Regions from separate parts of the Mus musculus genome. Here region 1 is linked to region 2. The links are chromatin loops, found by intact Hi-C in ENCODE. Cell type or tissue: gastrocnemius. All regions are shown on one strand.

Region 1 (8,000 bases), 490 kb before region 2:
CCTGCCACCATGGTGGAGGGCTCTTGTGTACTCTAAAATCCTAAGGTTGCCTGAAGTGGGGCAGCAGAGAGGAGAGTCTGGAAGATGAGCCAAATTAGCTGGCCCATGCATGGATTTTCTGAATCTGGTCCTGCCACAAGGGACCCAAAGGGTAGGACCCTCCCCTCACAGGGCTCTGGAGTATTGGTATGAGGCTTGGTGTGGGAAGCCACTCTGCTGGCTGCTGTTGTCAGCCTGTGAAGAAAGAGCATTCACTGTCCTCTAGGCAGGGAGATGTCCTTGGCTAGGGTCGGTTAAGTCACTGCTGGTTTTCTGAAAACTTCCAGGCTATTTCTGATTTCTTTATCCGTTCTTCAGCTTCTTGGCTGTATTGGTTGGACAAGGGGAGGCTAAGGTTGGGCTGCACAGAGGACGGAGACGAGATAAAGTACTGAACTCATGACCTAAGGCCACCTTTCTTTCCCCACGCTGACCAGGCAGCTTCTGGACCCACAACCACAGAGACCAGCCCTGGATTGTGTACTGCAGCTTAAACCTCCCAGAGGGCTTTTATTTTGAATTCTAACTCCAAAATCATCTTTAATTTCTTTCCTTTCGTGCTCTCCTGGAATAGGGAAGAAAGCAGCCTGACTTCTTCTCTAGTTATTTTTCAGTTGGGAGAGATAGCTCTTTGTTGCTGTAGAAGGTCAGAAGATGGGAGAGGGTCTGTCTGCCGGAGTGCAGGAGCCTGGACTGACTTGGAGTCTGTCCTGCATCTCCCACAACCCCCCCCCGCACCCCGTCGTTGGTTTGTTTGTTTGTGGTTGTGCTTGCTACTGATGTTTAAGTGTGTGCTTAATTGCTGGTTCCTTGGAAAGCCTCAACAATGTCAGGAAAAGCTCAAAATGGGCTGTGAGATGGTGGGCAAGGGCGGTGAGAGAGGTGTGGGCTGCCCTGAATGTTAAAAAGATCTCACAATGAAGTGATTAACATTTTTATGAATAAAATTAATCACGCATTAGCTCAGCAGTGCGTACATCTGAAAGCCAAGTGTGCTTCTACAGCCCCTTGCTTGCACCCATGAACTTCGGGGGGCCTCCTGGTCCCACTGAAAGCACACAGCCTTCAGGGACTCTGGGATAACAGGAGATATTAAGTCAGTAATAGATGTCTAATTTTGAGGCACTGACAAAGAAAACAATTAAAAATCTACTCCCCGACCATTCAGGAATGTAACAAAAGCAGCCATCGTTTTGGGGATCACCATTTATTTAAGAAAATCTGAATGGGCATGCCATATGCATCAAATATGCACGTGTGCAAGGCTGAGAGCTGGGGCTACGAAGGGCCTCTGAAGGGGAAAGAGAGCCTGGAGGCTCAGTCTAGGCCCTGAGGTGGTGCCCTGGTTTCCCTGACCTGTATGGGTCCACTCTGCTGCTGGCAAACCAGGTGAGCTGAGAGGACTAACTAGACCCTCTCTGTCTTATTAAAAACCTCTGCTTGCTCCCAGATAATGAAATGAGATTTCTCCTCTCTAGCACTGTCTCCCCTTTTGCCTGCTTTCTAATCTCTGGCCACTGTGGTTTTGGGATTACTCCAGCAGGCTGTACAAAGGGAGTCGAAGCCATCTGAAGTGTCACTCCGCGGCTGCCATGAAGCAGCTGCCTTGCCATTTTGTTGATGCCCCCAGCTCATGTGTGCAGCAGAAGGTGAAATCAAAGCGGCCCGTCTTCCTCAGTTCTGCACATTATTTTTCACCGCTGTGGCGAATCTCTCCGAGCTCCGTGAACCAATAAAACAACGGCCCCTGTTTGAGTTGATATATTAATATTTACTGAGGATTTGCAAGGTCGGGGCTAAATGTCAGCAGATTGCTGGGGCAGTCCTGTGGGGAATAATTAAACACATCTCACAGCAGTTCAGCTTTCTAACATCTTTATTAATCTTTTTTTCCCCTTCCCTCCTGAAAGTGTACATTGAAATATTGCCTCTGCAACCTCAGAGAAGGCTCAGAATAAGTTTAATAATAAAACACTGTGTTGGCGGTGTTTGCTCCTGACAGTTTCCTGGGATCTTCCCTGGCAGATGTTTGTGAACAGGGAAGCTCTGATGTGTGAATTATCACCAAGCTGTTGGGATTCTCACCTGACTCACCGTCAGATTTATCCTGACCAATTTGCCAAGCATGATAATATTGTTTCTGTGATTTGATCCGTGGACCGGCGGCGTCTGCACAGCCAACTCAGCCTCGCAAGGTGACCAAGGGCTGCTGGCTCTCCGGGCTGCCTACTTTAACATGATTATAGTGTGCACTTTAGTACAAGTTTGACAATTCTCTTTAATAAGCTTCATAATTAGTGTTGGGATACCTCATTACAAGTCATTGCCTGTAGCACTGCTAGGCCAAACCCCTTCTGCAATCTGATTTATTTTTTATCAGGCAGCCTTAGCTGTCTGGAGTTTTTGTTTATATAATGGGGTCCTGCATTAAGCCCCCAGTGTAAAAACACCACCAGGAAACTAATTACTTCTGTGTGGATTCACCACAGATGTGTCCTGCTGATCAGAATGGTGTATTTTGACTTTGGTCTCCTGTGGTGACTTGTATAAAAGATGAGAGGCAGCAATACTGGCATGCTAACCTCCACTTAGTCTCAGCCTGGCAGAATTCAAAACAGGGGGCTATCGAGGAGGTCACATAGGTTAGTTCCAGTTTCTGGGGAACACTGCTCCTTCTTGCCCTCCAGATTTCTGCATTGTTGGTTTATATTTATGGGTATTCCTTTACAACTGCTAAGTGGAAGTGCCCTGTGAAGGGAGCAGTCAGGAGTTCAGATGGTTTCAGGCTGAAAGATCCTTTTGCAGCTAAGTGCACCCTCTTGGGATGACCTCTCACCTCCTTCCAAACTTGACATCATCACTTCTGCAAAGTAGGGTCTGTCCCAGCTGCCTGCCTTGGTGGATGCTCGGCCACAGGCTTGGGGAACTGTCCCTCGGTTGAGTGTGTTTCCATGTTGTTGGGCTCTGTGTGTACCCTCTGAGCTGTTCCCAAGGGGATCCTAAAACTCAGACTGTTCTAGACTCTTTTCTTAAGCTACCGGACAGATCTGATTGTGAATTACTCCCAGTCGGAACACTGCAGGATTTTTTTTTTTTTGGCTCTCTACCCCTGGATTAGAACTTCAACATGCTTGTTGAGTATTCAGCATAGAGACATAGTGGTGGACCAGGAACTCAGTGTTCTCAGGTGTTAGGATTTCTTTGTTGGTTCTTTTCTGCAGGAGAGATCCAGAGTGTCAGCAGCTCTTGCAGCCATGTCTGAAGCTACTGCTGGTTTCACTGCTCATAGCAGCTTTGGCTTGAGTCTGCATGTATAATCTCAGAGCAACTGGCAGACAGCACTGTATTCATGAAAACAAAACAAAACAAAAAAATGACGGCTGTAGCAATAATAGGAAAATAATCAGGTATGCTTAGCACCTGAGAGAGTCAGAGACCTATCTGTCTCTGAGGAAGTGTCAGACCTTTTGTACCGGTACCAAAAAGACTTAGGTGGTGGAACAGTCAGTTCTGAAGCATGGAGACCTTTTGAAGGGGGAAATCTGAAGAGGCCCTTGACTCACCAATAAAGAAGACATTGGGATTGCCAACAGATGAAGGCTACCTCAGCTCTCCAGCAGGAATCAGTGCCCAGCAGGAGAGGTGTGCTCTGCTGGACCTTGCCTGTCTGCAGTAAAGTGCAATGCTGGCTTCGTGCCTATGCACAGGAAGTCTAAGGTTCAAGAGAGCTACTCAAGTCGGGGGAGGGCAGAACCTAAGGAGTAGAGGTGAGAAGAAGGCTGGCCCTGGACTTTCTCCTCCTCCAGGTGAATTGTAATCTTCGTGCATCCTTCCCCAGGCACTTCTCATTGCCTCGGCTGCTGGAGAAGAGCTGTGGAACCTTCAGAGAAGCTCACCGCAGTGTACTTGCCTGCAGCCTCCTCCCCACTCCCTCTTTTGGCAGAATTGGGATGGATTCCAGGAATCTGCATCTTAGATAAGGTCATGTTGAGCGGCACAGCACAGCCACCCTGAGTCCAGAGATACAGATATACACTTCCTGGTGCACAATGAGTGAGCGTCGCTTTTCTGGGTTAATGGACACTTGAACTAGAACTGGAATGTTCCTAGCAAACCAGTCTTGACTGGTGAGACTACTAATTTGTGGTAGCCAGAGTAGGATTCTCCAAGCATGGTGCAATGCCTGTCTTCTAGATAGCCACCACATAGAGGCCATGAAAGTCACAGCAGGAATGTGGATAGATATATACAATCATTCAAAATGACAGATCTTTACAAATACTCTACTATGTCAACAGTCAAAAGAATCATTTTCAATGTCCCATAGAAAAAGAGGGGTTATAAACCTTTGCCTGGATCTCCAACTCATCCTGGGAGCTGGAAAGATTGCCAGTTGCACAGTGCAAGTGGTGTCAGCAGCTCCTCTGGGCTTTCTCATCCAGGGCTAGGTGCAAAAAGTTCTCCCTCCATTTGTAGTTCATTGGTTATCACATGCCTGCAGTTTATCTACACCTGTGCAGGACTGTCCTCCTCCTCTTCCTCCTCCTTCTCTCTCTTTCTGTCATCTCTGTCTCTCTGTCTGTCTCTCTGTCTCTTTTACTCTCTCTCTCTCACTATTCATTTATTCATATAGCTGCTAATGCCAAAGTAATGGCAGTTGTCTAAGACATTAGCTAAGGGCTGTATGAAGGAAAGCCTCCCACTAGATGCCATGTCCACTGAAGGCTGCTGATGGGACCTCAGTTACACAAGTCAGAAAAAGATTAGAAATATCAAGAGATGTGCAACAGAGAGCTGAGGGCTGGTGCAGGACAGAGTACTTCCCACAGGCAGGTGGCGTCTCAAGGATGATGTCCATTGCAGCCTAACACCTCCCTGCTCTCCTATCTTAGTTACCCACAGCTGGAAGTAATGAAAGAAATCTCCATCTCCCTCCCTCCCTCTCCCTCTCCCCTCTTCTTCTGCCTCCTCCTCTCTCCCTTTTCCTCCTCTTCCCCCTCCTCCCCTCTCCCCCCTGCCAGAGGTTGGCTGTCAGGTGCCTTCCTCTGTTGTTTTCCACCTTAATTTTGTGAGTTCTGAACATGGAGACCTCATTTCCTTTCCAGCTATACTGGCTAGCCTGCCAAGCCCATGAATACCCTGCCTCCACACCACCACCATTGGGACTGCAGATGAGCATTGCCGTGCCCAGATTTTATGTGGATGGTAGAGATCTGAACTCAGGTCTCTTTGTATGAACAAGCACTTTACCCATTTGGGTCACTTTCTCAGCACCAAAAGAATTTCTCAACCAAGTTTGAAACCAGCTTAATCCATGGGATAGAAGTTGATTCTTATTCCCTGGGACATATATCTTCTTCCTAAGAAGAGAAACTGGGGTCAGAAAAAAAGCTTTAGTAAAAATATGCCTCAATCTCTTTGATCAGCAAATAGCTGAAGTAAACAACAGAAAATTCTTGATAAGATATGCATATATAAATCACAGCACATGCCTTTGCTTTTTCCTAAACCCTCTTCTATTTTGAACCCCAAATATTTTCAGAAGTTTGAGGTATTCAAAGGCTATGCATTTGGGTACACCCATCCATTATTTTGAGGGGTTGAATCCAACACACATGTTTGTAATATATTTATAGTTATCAAAGTTCCCTGTTCATTTCAATGGCTTTTGATGTCCAAGCACTCCTTTGAGGCTCTTAAAAATCATCCTGCAAACCCCTTTTGCTTTTGACAGCTGAAGGGGACATTTTCTCAGGGTTGTGCTACCTTCCCATCCTGTGCACTGTGTAGTCTTTCAGTTCCTTTGACAATTAAGTTTTCAGTTATATGAAGTCTGTGAAATGTATGTTTACGTTGGAGAGTCAGGTGGTTCTCAGGGAAGACTGTCTGACTCCTCCCTTGTGTGGAGGGATGAAAAGGGATTGTCCGTCTGATGTCCCATCTTCCCTTCCTTGTGTCTTACTTCCTATCTTCAGAGGAGTTTCAATGTGGAAACCACAAATGAAAACTTCACTTGGGTGAGCTAAAGTCAATGCATAGATCTGTAGCATAGCTCACACAGCAACTGGGTGAAATCCTTCTCACGGCCCTAGACAAAGCTCACACAAAGCATGTCCCAAAGGCTCAGATGAGCCCAGATTCAGGCTAGTTCAGAGGTCATTGCTTGTTCATGTTGGCTGTAATTCTCAATACTTGCCATTCTTCTACTGGATGGTGAGAGACTGGCTTTTGGGGAACCATCTGGAAGCATACTCAGTATGGTATCTGAGAAGATGCACTTCTTCTGTTACCCAGAAATGGTCCTGAATTACTGTGCATTCCAGAATTTGTGTGGTTCACTATTCCCTTGATACCTTGGGATCGGTCTGGTCCAACTGGAAGTCAATTATTATTATTAGTTTTTAATTTGATTCCACTTCTTAAATCATTACTAGAGAGCACTATTTATTTTCTTAAGAATATTTTATGCTAAAACTGGATGGGCTGTCACATCACTGACAGCATTATTAAAGGCATTTTGCTGCTCTGTAAGATAGGATCCAGCAATTCACCATTTCCTCTTCCTTCTCATCAGGCCTCCTCCATCAGAGCATGGAACCTCTCCTGATAGTTCTTCTCCTCTCTTCCTGGATGGGTAAGGGCACACAGGAGAGTAGGTACCCTGAGGACTTTCCAGGGGCTCTATATGTCTCAGTAGGTGGTCTCACACAAAGGGATCAGCCAAGAGCTTAGAATCAAGTAGGCCAGGAGTCCACCTCCTGGGATTCTTGCTGTTCAGGAGCTACAGGGAAGGAGCCCAGGCATTGAGTCAGCAGATGCTGGTACAGAATTGGGCCATTAGTATTTTAATCCCTTCAAAGATTATTCATTAAAAATATACAAGGTCCTTCTTCTCAGTAGGCTAAGAAAACTGTAACCTACCAATGAAGGCTTGCTCATTTTCTTTTCCTTTGTACAGCAGAGAGAGGCTACACTTGGGTTCACTGTTATGTTTTCCATGGCCCACTATGGTACCTGCTGAGTTGCCCAACAATGAAAATGCCATGTGTCTTTGCATTCCCTTCCTCTCTCTGCTTAGTAGTTCTGCCTGTTATCATCATACCTTTAATGGCCCAAAAGTCAAACATGACTTGCACGCATGCGTGCTTATTATGGTTCTGCAAGTTCTATGCAATGGGGTTTCCTATCCTGCCGGAGTGGCATGCTGTGTCATGGCCAGAGTGGCATGCTGTGTCATGGCCAGAGTGGCATGCTGTGTCATGGCCAGAGTGGCATGCTGTGTCATGGCCAGAGTGGCATGCTGTGTCATGGCCAGAGTGGCATGCTGTGTCATGGCCAGAGTGGCATGCTGTGTCATGGCCAGAGTGGCATGCTGTGTCATGGCCAGAGTGGCATGCTGTGTCATGGCCAGATAGAGTGGCATGCTGTGTCATGGCCAGAGTGGCATGCTGTGTCATGGCCAGAGTGGCATGCTGTGTCATGGCCAGAGTGGCATGCTGTGTCATGGCCAGAGTGGCATGCTGTGTCATGGCCAGAGTGGCATGCTGTGTCATGGCCAGAGTGGCATGCTGTGTCATGGCCAGAGTGGCATGCTGTGTCATGGCCAGAGTGGCATGCTGTGTCATGGCCAGAATGGCATGCTGTGTCATGGCCAGAGTGGCATGCTGTGTCATGGCCAGATAGAGTGGCATGCTGTGTCATGGCCAGATAGAGTGGCATGCTATGTCATGGCCAGAGTGGCATGCTGTGTCATGGCCAGAGTGGCATGCTGTGTCATGGCCAGAGTGGCATGCTGTGTCATGGCCAGAGTGGCATGCTGTGTCATGGCCAGAGTGGCATGCTGTGTCATGGCCAGAGTGGCATGCTGTGTCATGGCCAGAGTGGCATGCTGTGTCATGGCCAGAGTGGCATGCTGTGTCATGGCCAGAGTGGCATGCTGTGTCATGGCCAGAGTGGCATGC
Region 2 (8,000 bases):
ATTTTCTGTACCAGCTTGGATGTGTGGGTGTGTATTTATTGGCACTTGAGAACTTGGCAGTGACTATAGCACTGAAGAAATATGAAGTCACCCTCTCCCAGAAGCCATTCCTTCCTAAAAGCTGCCGAGGGAGGAGAGCTGGGTCTTTTGATCTCCCCCCCATCTATGATGGACTTTTGACATTCCCAGTTCTGGACAGAGCTTGCTGAAGGAGCTGAGGACAGGAAGTCATGAGAGGAAATGCTATCTCCTCCACGTCCCTGTCTGGTTTCTCTGCCTCCTTGTTCTGCGCCTTGTGCTCCAGTCTAATTGCAAACTGTTTCTGCAAACTAGCTGTGAATATTTACAACACACAGGGAAATATTTGCAAACTTTTATGAATTATTCCTTTAGGAGCTGATCACTGCCAGCAACTGAAGGATGCATCTGGAGCTGCTAGTTCCCAGATAATCTCTAGCGAGTTATGGTGACTTCATCTTGTCTGTGCCATGGTGCCTAGCGCTGGGCTTTACCAAAGGGAACCATCAATAGAAATAGAGTCAGAAATTGTGTTTCTATGATTGTTTTATCTGTATTCCCCCCCTCTCTCTTTTTTTATTTAATTAGTATTCTTCTTATGAGATCAGGTAAAATATCTCACCACAACATTTCATACATTTGAAGGTAAATTCAGAAAAAGGAATGTTTAATCCTACTTCTTCCTTAGATATTGGCAGGATCCATTCTGAGATGCTAAGGGAATACCTGAATACTCAGTCTTCCTAAGGTAAAACAAACAAACAAACAAACAAACAAAAAACAAAACAAAAACAAAACAAAACAAAAAAACACGTAAGTATGAAAAGAGCAAACTAACAACAAAAAAAAAAAAAAAATGAAGACAAGTCAAAAGACTAATGCTTAGAAAACCCAGCCAAAGAGTACACATGGGGGCACCCATGGCTCCAGCTGGATACGTAGCAGAGGATTGCTTTATCAGGCATCACTGGGAGGGGATGCCCTTGGTCCTGTACAGGCTCTATGACCCAGGGTAGGGACATGCTAGGGTGCTGAGGTAGGAGTGGGTAGGCAGGTGGGGGAGCACCCTCATAGAAGCAGGGGGAGGGGGAGGAGATAGAGGTTTAGTGAATGGGAAACTGGGAAGGAGATAACATTTGAAATGTCAATAAATAACCAATAAAAAAATAAAATAAATAAATTAACAAAAAAAAAAAGAAAAGAAAAAAGGAAACCTAAAAATCGATTTCAACTCCCAAGAGAATCCATTCTAGATATACCCATGTTATTCTCAGTCACCGAAGAGTTCAAAGGGACAGAAATGTATTTAAACACTGGATTGAAAGAGGTGGAATTAGGAAAGTCTGGCAGGAAGATGCAAACCTATTTTTCATTCTCTGGGGCGTGCTTCCAGTGTCCACCCTGAACCAGCGGGTCGCTGGGGTTTTGCCTCTGCTGGCTTCTGGATGAAATGCAATTCCACGGTCACAGTGGGGTTAAAATAACAGTTCAACAGAGACACTTCTCAGATAATAAAACAAACCATTAGCTTGAGAAAAGAATGTCAGTATGATGTACGGAGTCCCCAGAGGATCAATGCTCCGTAGATTATGAGAAATATAAAGAAGGTTCTGTGGTGGGGCGCGGGGCTCTCAGTGTCAGTCCGTGGCTGGATATCAGGGTCATTTTCCTATGAAGGTGGACATGTAGGCAGAGAGCCCTTGGTCGGGCCATCAGAGCTCAGAAGCCCCTGTGAACACAGGGATCCTGGAGGCCATGCTTTCCCTCTGTAATCATCTCTCTGTTCGGAAACCAATGGACAAGATTACAGTAAGTAGAAGAAAGCAAGGGAACCAGGCGACCTAAAACATTACACTTTGCCATCGTCTTTGTCTTTGCTTTTACTTTGATATCTACATTTCCAAAACATCCAGGTGCTCTGGCGCACTTAGCAACCGTATTAGCAGTGTGCTGCTGTGCAGGTCTTTCTGGCACTACAACCTGGAAAACTCTGAAAATAAAAATTTGCAGTATGTTTACATGATCTCCATGAAAATCCCCCAGTGCTAAGACAGCTTCAAAGCACACCCCTTTAGTGCTGGGAAACTGTTACCCCTCAGTCTCAAGTACCAGTCTCAGTGGCTTCCAAACGTTCTCTTGGACTGCGTGCCCCCCCCCACACACACACACTCCCCCTCCCCCACCCATCCACCCCCCCACCTCATGACTTCCCTGTGGAAAGGCTGTTCTTAAATGGTGGGGTTTTTTTTTCCTTTCTTTCCTAACAATAAAGTTAATTTGAGGATCTGATAGAAGCATACGTTAAGAGTCTTTGCTTAAGTTCCCATTTCTATCACCACAAATGATTTTTCTGCTTTTGTTCCGTCCTCTCTAACGGTAATCCCCTCTGCCTGGTTATTTGAGACAAGAGTAGATAAAGCCTTCCTTCATTTTCTTAAGTGCTCTTATTCAAGTACCCGCTCTTCAAATGTGCTGAGTAATGGCGTCTGAATGGAGGGTCCAGGAGGAGCAGAGGTGGCCCACGGGCCAGCGGCCTCTTATGCGGGTATCAGCCACGCACCACTGACCACTTGCGTTAGGTGAACCTGGACTCTGCCCCTGCAGACTCCCAGCATCCTGGGAGTCCACTCTGGAGACCAGGGTGTGGCCCCAAAATGGCTTTCTAGCTTCTGAGCTGGCTTGCTAGGATGGAGACTTACAGTGGACCTTCTAAAGGGTTCTCACCATAGAGAACTCGCTTAGTCATTTTAAGTAGGGACTCAAAAAAACCCAGTCCCTCCCTCTCTGACCCGATGAAAAACAGGACGATCCCACATTCCCAGAGATCTTGAAGCAGCTCTTTTCCAAAGATGCAGCCTCTGGCTGTGTTTCCTCCACTTGCAAAAAGCAGCCGGCTTGTGAATGCGTGGCTGGGGAGCCACTGCTCTTGGAATCTACTGGAATGATCCTGCAGATGCAGCGCTGGGGAATTTGGACGGTATTTCACGGTTGAGGAAGGGCTCCCTCCTTCTCTGAGTTCTCGCTCAGGGCTTTGAGTTGAAGACTGCAGCTTACACTGTCAAAACGCATGCTGATTTGATCCCTTTCTTAAAGGCTGGATCCTTAGAAAGCCGGCTCTGTTCCATGATAAAGGCCTATTCAGCGTGGGGTCTGACCCTGCACGCAGGCGTCCGCAGGGCCGCAGTGGAGCGCTTGCACCCCCTACAGGCCGACATGCGCAAATGCGGCCCCGACGCGGGCGCTCCTCCTCCCTCTGCCTTCCTAGAGAATTTTTTGGGAGTATTTGCAGATGCCTGGCAGTCCCTGAAACAGAGCAGGTAAGTCTTGGTTGTTGGCTCTCCCAACAAGGCAGGATCCTGGCCTCTACTACCCTACAGCTAAGCTGTGCCCGGCTTGTAACCGGAAATCAGGTTCTCACAGTCAAGAAAGACAAAAAGGAGAAGCTGTTTCAAAGAAATGTGTGGTCTGTGTGGATGCTTGTAACAGAAACTTGCCAGCCTCTGAGCCCAAAGCCAGACGTGATGCTACCACACCAATCTGTTAGTGTTGAGCAAGCCAGGCTAAAGCAGGTGTGTGTGTGTGTGTGTGTGTGTGTGTGTGTGTGTGTGTAAAACACAGCTAAGTGTCCTGTCCCAAGAGGGAAGGTTCAAGCCAGTCTCAAACAAAGAGACACAGGAAGATATTTAAAAGTAGAACCAACTGATTTTCCACGTTCTGTTGGGCTTTGAAGCACATAATTCTGTGCACCTTTGTCACCCTTTAATCTAAGCTGGACCTGTGCCCCAATCAGAGCAATGCAGTAAGGCGAGATGGGCCTCTTGTGACCGTGCAGGGCAGACATGGGTGTTTCACTCCACACGTTCACACTTTCCCCTGCCCTTCAGGCCATGGGTGAAAATTGGCCTTTCCCTTACCTCCCTACAGGATAGCACTGGCCAAGAGTGCTTCTAACTGTGGAGACCTGCATTTGCACTGTAGAGGGGAGGAGCTGCTGCCCCACAGCTTCCTGTCTGTAGCAGGTAGTACTTACCAGAGGCCAGAGTGTGGCCCCAGGAGCACAGCATCCCATGTTGTGAGCCATTCAACATGGATTCTGGGTACCGAAGGACTTGCTTGTACAATAGCAGTAGACATGTTTAACTACTGAGCCATCTCTCTGGCCCCGCCTATACAGATTCATAGATGTGTGATTATAAAAGAAGTTCATGTGTTCCAAGAATGACTTGTAATAAAATGTGGTGTTTGTTCACAGATTCTGGACAACAATGAGAGAGAGAGAGAGAGAGAGAGAGAGAGAGAGAGAGAGAGAGAGAGAGAACTAGTGAGAGAGAGAGAACTATATGCAGAGGCCCCGACCAATTTGTACAGAAATTCGTGCAATTAAAGGTCTATAAAAAACAATGTATAAAACCCAATATAAAGCAAAAATATATTTTCCACAAACAAATTATGCCCCTAAAGAATGACGGCATTCAAAATGCAAAGAGCAGCTAAATAAAGTGTTTTATGGAAGCTGCAGGAGGTTTAATCATGCTCCTTAGTAGGCAGGGAACCCTATTTTTCATAGTTGTAAAAGTGACTTTCTATTTTAAACTCAGAGAAGTTCTTTAAAAAAAAAAGAAAGAAAGAAAGAAAGGAAGAAGGAAAGAAAAGAAGGAAGAAAAAAAATCCCCCAGGTTCTTGGACCTGCTGAAAGTCTGCAAAAATCCAAACAAACATTACATTTCCCTCACCATACACTCATTCTTTTGAGACAAACAATGCCTTTGTTATGATTTCTGTAGGTAAATACGTACCTGAGATGCAAAAGAGAAGAGGGTCTGCAAAGAAACCCAGGGTTCTGACTTCCTCTGTAGCTCTTGCAGGAAGAGTGTGTGCTGCCATGTATACATTGAGGCTATTCTAGATGCTATGATGAGAAAAGCCACCCATCTCAGATTCTGTCAGCAGTACAGGTTATCTGAGGGAGGTACGAAGGGTGTTTAAAGACACAGTTGCAGAATCAGACTCAGAGGCCATGACCACTTCAGTGTAAGTAAGGCAGAGGCAAGGACAGGCTCTGGATGCAGAGACTATTTGTTCAAGTTCAAGATTTTTCTTAAAAGTATCTCAACATTTTTTACACAGCTCATAGGAATAATTGCTACTTCATTTGGAGAGAATAGAGCATACTGGTCTCTTCCTCCTCTTCTTCAGCTAGAAGAGGGAAGCAAAAAGAGACACCTCCTCTCATTGGATATCATGACTAAGCCAAGAGGGAAACTGAGGAGACTACAAGACTTGACAAGGCTTCATCACATCACTCTTTACCCTCAGCAGAATAACAAAGAATGTCCGATTCAAAATAAGTCAGGGTCATAGCTAACTATAGCTCACAGGAAGTCTCAGTGCAGTATGGCAGCCAACAAGTGAAGAACAGGGCCTCACAGGTCTCAGGGAAATGTACCCCAAAGCAATGTCCCAAAGGCTGTGCCGCTACACAAATAAGCAGTGTTTCTGTCACATAACTTGGCTGAATATCTGCCCACAAACCCTCAGTTGTTACCCCAAAATGGTGTAACCATTTTGGAAAATATTAGTGGTGGGTAGAAGCTCATAGAACCTAATTATCCCATTCAAGGTCTCACAGTTCGTGCCCCTGCTCTATGTAAACCTGTGTTCAGAACAGAGTTCTGCAGCATCAGTAACAGCCTAAAGCTAGTAGCACGACCCTCACCAATCATAGAATAAGTGCAAATGCTATTTGGTGTTTTCATCCTTGGAGTTTTATGTGACAGTGTAAACAAATTACATATGCTGTGTGAAATAATCCTAAATGAATTGCAGAAAGGATCCAGAAATGAAAGTCCTGAATTCTGACAAAGACCCCTGTGAGCACGTGTGAGATTGTAAGTCAGGAAAAAAATGACTGCTAGCTGAGTCCATCAGGTCCTGGTGCGCAAAGGAAGCTTTTGGAGTCCAGCATCTCCTGGTAATGAGGAAAGCCTTGTTCTGAGCATCGATGTGGGTGAAAAAGGTATATGTACTTCATTCACAATTTCATAAAGTGTTCTCTCGGGAAGGGATTCCACGACCCCATCCAGCCTACAGGGTTTTTCATGGTAGCTCGCCAGTGTTCTTATCCACAGGATCCAGAGAACAAAATCTCTTCATCAGAAAATGTTGGGATAATCCTGCCCAACTCTGAGCATGGGATCTCGTGATCGTTCTCCCAAAATCCAAACTGGGGACAAGGCACAGAATGTTCTCCACGGCGAGTCTCAGCTTCTGAAGTCAGATTCCAGAAGAGGCCAGAACTGTCCTGTGCACAGGGACCATCCTGCTATAGAGTGCTGGGAAGTCCTTCCCTTGTGTTCATGGAGAACCAGTCATTGGCATTACAGCCTGTGGTCATCGTGGATGCTGATGGAGAGTGATTGACAGGCAGGGTAACACTTAGGGTCCTGCCTCTTAGGTAGATACTGACCTGATTGTGGGTCCTTTCATTTATGCCTCAAAAGAAAAGGCAAAAAAATAAAAATAAAAAATAAAGGCTTTGGCCAATAACTGAGAAGACCCTTCACCACTCAACAATGCCACTGGTGCTTTAAGTCAGTCTTTGTCTTCTCCTTGCACAAGGAGAAGAGAGGCTGAAAGTGTCTGGTGTGTTTCTGATCATATCACCCCCTTGTTGCAGTCCTGATAGTAATTACAGGGTTGGGGGGACCTTAGACTTCACCAGGGGCAGGGCATCCTTTGAAGAGCTCATCACACAGACCAAATCCCTTCATAGCTGTGTTTTCTAAGAGATCCTAAGCCCCATTTGCCCAGAGTTAGCATTTTTCGGAGCTCTGTAAGTGAACACTAATAGACACTTATTATTTAAATTGTGTGTAACAGGCCTGTTCAGACTGATCACCTCCTGAGTCAGTCAAGTAATGATTTTGATTCTTTTTATTGAATTGACATGTTTTTGGCAGGATCCAATAAGCTTCTTAACTGACATGTCAGGATGTCCTGGTCTGTGCCAGGCAATTTGCTATGGATTTCATCTCCTCTCTCTCTCTCTCTCTCTCATTAAGTTTTAGTGAATGGGTTGAAGGAAAGGAGGTGGTATTTTTACTCACTGGCCACTGTACAGGTTAGGATTGTGTTAGCATGACTATAACAGGGGTAAGACTAAATTAAGGTGTGACCATAACAGGGGTTTTTCCTCCTTCCAACCGGAGAAGACTGGAGGCTGTTAGTCCAAGACTCTTCTCCTCTCTTATTCAGTAACTGACCTGTTCTCCGCCCCAAGGAGTCTTTATCATGAACAAGGATTCCGGACTCCCACCAGGGCGTTCCCACAGTCCACTGGTTTCCCGTTGGTTTGTGAGGGGTCGTGGGAAATGTCTTTGCTATTGGAATCCTTGTTAGGATCTGAAGGAAAGCTAAAATGAATGAGGAAAATGGGGACACGGTTCCATGTCACGAGTCTGTCATGTGGATACAATCATTTTCATAAACACCATGAACACAGATGCCACGGGACTAAATGATGGTGGATTGTGATGTATGAGGATTATGACGTTGAACACGTGCTCAGGAGTGCTCATCCCTGCACATGTGCAAATCTGTCAATGGCAAGCCCCTTCTCAGAAGTGACTCCTCTCCTAAGGACTTCCCTATGATCCAAAAGCAGACAAGGAGAGCGTTCTAATTACATATCTAGTTAATGAGTTCTCAGTGAGTGCTAAAAGTGAACTTGGACGTGAAATATCCTTGTAGAAGCAAAGGGTAATAGAATGAGACAAGTCAGGAGGGTAGGGAGAAGTGACTGATGGGTACCTGAAAGCCTCCATGCTGTAGAGGAAGGGTGGTGCCTTCTAAGCATGCTTAGAGTCAAGTCGGCTTTCTCTCTTCTGGATCCACTTGTACTTGGTCTTAGCCATTTGTCCTAGCTCTTCCAGGAGCATAGAAGAGACACTATCAGGTAAATAATAACTCATTTTTGTTCTAAC

Evidence for each region. Peaks named below come from ENCODE experiments on the same cell type or tissue, not always from the same donor. Only the 100,000 strongest peaks of a DNase experiment are listed, where the experiment ranks them.
Region 1: it touches region 2 in a loop (2.8-fold over the local background); 12 of 42 quality-filtered maps call a loop at or near these places.

The regions. Positions count from the first base shown.
Region 1 is chr13:71,945,803-71,953,802 of GRCm38, reverse strand. No RefSeq gene overlaps it. Among named protein-coding and RNA genes, the nearest start is that of Irx1, 14 kb to the left of the region's middle. In gastrocnemius, a CTCF peak has its summit at 4,856; DNase peaks (open chromatin) are centred at 160, 1,614 and 3,733.
Region 2 is chr13:71,453,803-71,461,802 of GRCm38, reverse strand. No RefSeq gene overlaps it. Among named protein-coding and RNA genes, the nearest start is that of 1700112M02Rik, 30 kb to the left of the region's middle. In gastrocnemius, no CTCF peak of the experiment used is centred here; DNase peaks (open chromatin) are centred at 2,630, 3,215 and 3,849; H3K4me3 peaks cover 348 bases.